Linked DNA regions of Homo sapiens: region 2 is linked to region 1. Evidence: read pairs that join two places in POLR2A ChIA-PET (ENCODE). Cell type or tissue: MCF 10A. All regions are shown on one strand. Each heading gives the region's core, and the rest is flanking DNA. Links, peaks and the distances in the headings are about the cores only.

Region 1 (2,824 bases), core at 194-2,693:
GTCCTATAATTTTGTTTTATTTCTTTTTAAATTATCTCTTTCTCTCATAAGCTTGTGTACATTTTCTTAGTTACATTTTAGTTTGGGATCAGAAAAAACCACCACATACTACTGCCAGTTGACCTCCTGAGTGTGAAGTTGCACATATGCTTCTTTTTGTCTCTATCACTTTCTAACCTAACAATGTGTTGTAGAAACTAGAAACTAGAAAGTGAGTTTTTCTTTCAGTATGTAGAGTGTTACTGATTTACTTTTTTCAGGTTGTCTCATTGCTTCCTTTCCATATGTTTCCTTTCTAGATTGCATATACATTTCAAGGAACTGACTTATTTGGTACTGATGTTGAGACTATTGATTTTACTCACAGTACTCCCAGAGTCATTCCCTTCTTCTGGACCCTGATTACTCAGGCAGTGGTTATAAAAGTGCATTTTCAGATAGTTTTGTTATTTTCCTTTACTTATCACCAGTGACTTGCATTTATTTACTTGAGTTTTTTACATTCATGATCAAGCAGGCTTTAAGGCCCTGTGCCAGAAGTTGTCAAATTTTCTTGGTTCACAGTGTCTTTAGTGTGTCAGTAATTTTTTCACAGTGACTTTGGTCCAAAAGAAATACCTAACAGTTTACTTTACTACATGGTTGGGATAAAAAAAAACTTCAATATTTATATACTAATAACTTAGTAGCTCTTTGAAGAAATAATACAGATATATTGAAGCCAAAAGCACTACTTTAATTTTATTCTTAAATAATCACAATTATTAATGAGATGTGTGTGCTTCTTGAGCACTGCACACTTTTCAGACACTGCAAACAGATTGAATGTTGCTGTCCTCATTTCCTGTTCCACATGGATTTTAGCATAGTTGCTTTTTATCACAGGAACCACTGAAAACCCAGCTTTGCAAAGATGTGATGTCATAGAGATGAATGTGGTGTGATGTAATGTTGAAACCGTAAACTGATTTGTGTTTGCGGTTCACTAAGTGATCAACAAATGTCATGTGTTACTATTTCTCTTAAAAAGTTAAGATATCCCCCAGTACTTCTGTGACTTCTTTATGGTGTCTTGGGGTGCCTTGATACACAATTTGGGACATATAGCCCTTAGTACTCTTTTCTTGTCTACCTTGACACCACATTTTCTGGTGTACATCAAGTGTTTGGAAGATGGTAGGTTTTGGTTGGTTTCTATTGTCCTTAGGCAAATGTCTGATTCATGGAAGTTGGGACAAAAAAAGAACATATATACAATCTGCTGTTCTGAAATAAGACATTTTAAAGTGTAATACTTTGTTTAGTTATGTCTTGCCATGCTTATTGCTTTCCTCTTGAATGAATTCTGATGACTGTAAGACACTGAAATGGGCTTGTCAGAGCCATAGTTCAAAACCTTAATCTCCTTCCTTTTGTTTTTAATGTGTGGAACTCATCTTAGACATCTGCTCTAAGAAAAACAATTAGAGAAATTATGATGCAGTGGTCTCATCCTGCATGTTATTTTGCAACTTGGCTAGCTCCTGCGCTTTTAAGTTTCAGTAGCTTAATAGTCTTATTTCAAGGTAAACACTGTGAGGCAAGTGTAGCTTAAGTTTCTTGTCATTAGTTTGACTGAGTCACCTTGCTCTGATTCACCACTGCAGACAACCAAATAGGGAATAAGAATTCAGTGGGTGGATGCAAGGGGCAACATCTGCTTTGCCAGCATTCTACTCACTGAATATCTATTTGTAGAATTCAGGTACTACATTAAAAAAAACAAAAACAAAAACAAAAACAAAACAGGTAAAGCCTGGGAATATAAAAAACATCTCCTTTAGAGAAAGTTTTGATACATTGCAATTCTGTTTTGACTTGGCTGGAATTTTTCTTGCTTAAAAAAATTGGTTTAATCCTCCCTAGAGTGTTAAGTGCTAAGTCAATATTTTGCTAATTATGCAGAAGGAGCACCAGATGGTTTCTGAGGATGACACTCTATGGGTGGGAGCACTGATGACTGAAACTGTGGTAAACTTTGTAGCTCTGTAATCATCCTCATCTATAGAATACATCCATGTGCTTTTGAAACAGAAGAACAAACAATTAAACAATATTTTTAAGGTAAAAAATACTTTTCCCTCCAAAGAGTGAGTTTAGGTTGCTTGTAAACTGTCATTCAGTAAGAAGTCGTCAATTAGAATGAAGCTCCTCTTTTAACTATCAGAGAAATATGTTTATATATATTTCCTTGGAAACTTAGTTTTTTCGTCTTAGTATCCTTCCCTTTTCCCCAACGATAATTTCAAATTGCAAGCTGATTTTTTTTATTCAACAAGATCAGGTTATTGAGATAAAAAATGTTGGGGGTTTTATTATATTTGCCTTCAGTTAGCCTGCAAGAAGGATTGGTTGCTCTCCTCTATCACCCACTCCCCAATCAGTTTACCCACATGGAAAATGGAGAATAAAAATTAATTACTATGCTAGAAATGTCTCTGTAATGGACTCCAAATCTAAAGCAATGATGGTACCAATCTCCAGGATGTACATATAACAACAATTATGACAATGTAGTAAGCTCAGCATAACCTACCTTTCAGCGTATCTTATTGGAAGCAAGAGCCAGGGTATTAATAATCATAATTTAACATAAAAAGATGGATTATTTTAAAAATAGACTTTGATAAGTAAATTGATATACTATACAATGAAATATTTCTTTTTACCAAATAGGTTAACTAAATTGCCCTTGCTTTAAAAATGTGGTGTAATCAAAATTTATTGAAGACTCTATACTAAGGTAGTGCATAGATTTATAAAAGGAAAAAGAAAATAACCCTTA
Region 2 (2,824 bases), core at 268-2,767, 75 kb after region 1:
TCATAGAAAGTTCTTGACTAGGTTAGAACAAGCTGCTCATATATCCAATTCTGCATATACCTAGTTCCATTCTCTTTCTAGGAAAGAAACTACAAACATTTTTACATGCCTCCATCTCTGGATGCTGCAATCAGTGTGTCCAGCAAAATAAATGAAAAGAGGTAAATATCGCCCAATTTTGAAATTTTTTCTCTTAAAATATTACTTAGGTTCAGTTTTTAGTCATTTTAATTTTTAAAAATCTCTTATTATAATTTCAAGTTGATGTATAGGAAATGGTTACACTTATTTCTATATACTCTTTACTTGAATCAAAGCAAATTGACACATATGTTAAATTTTATTTAAAAATAAGTTGCAGTTTATTTTGCATATATAGTGTATATATATGTATACACACATATACACACTCACACACACAAAAACATACATACTTCCAAAAGGCCTATACTTGATTTGTCTTTCCTTATTAAACTCATTGATAACCTTCTTTTTAAACTAGTAGGTTTGTTTCATACATCAAATTTACTCATTATACAGGCTTATCCAATATTGTTTACTGATTGATGGCTATAGTTAAGAAAAAGATCTTCCCTACACTCACACATGCTTATATTTTTACAATAACAACTTTTATTGAGCATATACCATATACCAGACACTGTACTAATCACTTTAAATGAATTGTCTCATGTGAAACTATAAGCAACTCTTTGAGGTATTTATTATATCTATTTTCCCAGTTTTATACATGAGGAAACTCAGCACAGACAAGTTAAATAATTTTCCCCATATTATGTAGTTTACAGGTGGAAGAATGAACATTTTAACACATCAAGTGCTGAGAAGAGTGCCTGGCACATAGTAAGCTTTCACTGAATGTTAGTTGCCCCTGTTTTTGTGGTAGAATGCTATGGGTCCTGAATTGCAAGAATGATTTTAGGAGACTTGCTCAAGAGAAGGTGATAGAGAAACTAAACTACTTAGTATTTAAACTTAGCTTATGAACCTAGTTACTTATAAGACCTTTAATCTTAATTCACATAAACAGATGTTCTTTGAGAACTTGCAATATATAAGGTTCTCTTTTAGGTACTACAAGGTATATAAAACATCTCTGCTGTCATGGAGCTCACAATCTAGTGGGGTTGGGTATGGGGATATGGGAAAATATATACTGACTGTAATACTGGATAGAATAAGATTAATTTTAAAATAGTTCAGGAGAGAGAATTTCTAAGGCCCTTACCTTTTTTTTAAAAAAAAAAAATAGAGACAGGGTTTTGCTCTGCCCCCCAGGCCGGAGTGCAGTGGCACAATCATGGCTCCCTTCAGCCTTGAGCTCTTGGGGTCAGTCCACCTCCCAGCCACCCAGGACTTAAAAATTAGCTGAAACTACAAGCTTGCAATGCCATGCTGGCTATTTTTTTTTTTTTTTTAATTTCTTGTAAAGATGGAGTCTCACTATGTTGACCAGGCTGGTGTCAATCTCCTGGCCTTGAACAATCCTCCCACCTTGGCCTCCCAAAGTGCTGGGATTACAGGTTTGAGCCACCACAGTTGGCCAGGCCCTTACATTCTTAAATGTGCCTACATTTTTTGGCCAGATTTTATGCTTGGTTCACAGAGAAGGCTAGGATTCCATGAAAAGATGATAGTTTGGGGACAGAACACAGTGGAGTGGCTACATGCATATTGAATTTAAGAGGCTACATATAGCAATATGTGGAGATGTCAGACAGTTAAAATGAGAGCGAAGTGTCATTTACCGAAAAATTCTTATGCAAGAGGCACAATTATTCACTGCTCAGAATCTATTTTCTCATTTAATCCTTCCAACAACCCAGTAAAGTAGATATTATTATTACAAAACCTATTTTACAGATGAGGAAACTGAGAGTTAGAAAGATTAACTATTTTGCCTGAAGTTGCCGAGTTGGTGGATGACAGAGCCAGGACTTAAAATTAGGTGTACATGATTCTGTGCTCTTAACTACAAAATTACATTGTGTGTAAGTATGAGTAGGGAACTCAAAAAAGAGTTCTGGGCTAGAGATAGAGATTTGGGAGTTACCTGCAAAGGAGTGATAGATGATATATGGCTGTAGACAGAGAGCGAGGGAAGAGGGAGGAAAGGAGAGAGGGAAAGAGCGAGAGAGGAAATGAGAGATAGAACACCTTAAGATTGAAATCCTGGGGGAATGATAAAGGGAGAAGGGAGAAGAGCAATGAAAGAATAGAGAAAAATAAGTTTTTATGTCATGGAAGTCAAAAGAGGAGAGAATTTCAGTAAGAAGGAAGTGACCAACAGCAATCACTATTTTTTTAATTTTTATTTTACCTTGAGTTCCGGGATACATGTGCAGAAACATGGTTTGTTACATAGGTAAACGTGTGCCATGGTGGTTTAACAGCAATCATTATTGATTTGATATATGAGTATCAAATTCTGTTGAGAATTTTAGAAGAATGAGGATTTGTCAATCGGAGCTTGTTGCTAAGGCCAGGGCTAGATGGCAAGGGCCTGCACTGTGAGGATGTTGATGAGGAAATAGTGGTAGAGGGATAGAACACTTTCTAAAGGAGCCTGGTAGCTGAGGTAGCAAGTGACTGGGGCAATCCCTTAATGGAGAGAGACCACTGAGGGAAGGGTCTTTTTTTGGAATAGGGAGAACATAATTATGTTTATAAACAGTGGGAAAGCAACCAGGAAAGAAAGAGAAGGGAGAAGGAAAATAAAAACAAAAAGAAGAAACAAAAAGGGAGAAGAAACTTTTTTTTTTTTCCCAATTTGAAATAGTTTTGCTGAAAGACTTTTTTGGTA

The links. ChIA-PET counts read pairs that join two places held together with the same protein. Peaks named below come from ENCODE experiments on the same cell type or tissue, not always from the same donor. Only the 100,000 strongest peaks of a DNase experiment are listed, where the experiment ranks them.
Region 2: POLR2A ChIA-PET joins it to region 1 with 5 read pairs; 2 of 35 experiments call an interaction of 5 or more read pairs at or near these places.

The regions. Positions count from the first base shown.
Region 1 is chr11:16,510,465-16,513,288 of GRCh38, reverse strand. It overlaps a transcript of SOX6 not described here. Among named protein-coding and RNA genes, the nearest start is that of SOX6, 160 kb to the right of the region's middle. In MCF 10A, for the core only: no CTCF peak of the experiment used is centred there; a DNase peak (open chromatin) is centred at 1,598.
Region 2 is chr11:16,435,717-16,438,540 of GRCh38, reverse strand. It overlaps a transcript of SOX6 not described here. Among named protein-coding and RNA genes, the nearest start is that of SOX6, 81 kb to the right of the region's middle. In MCF 10A, for the core only: no CTCF peak of the experiment used is centred there; no DNase peak of the experiment used is centred there.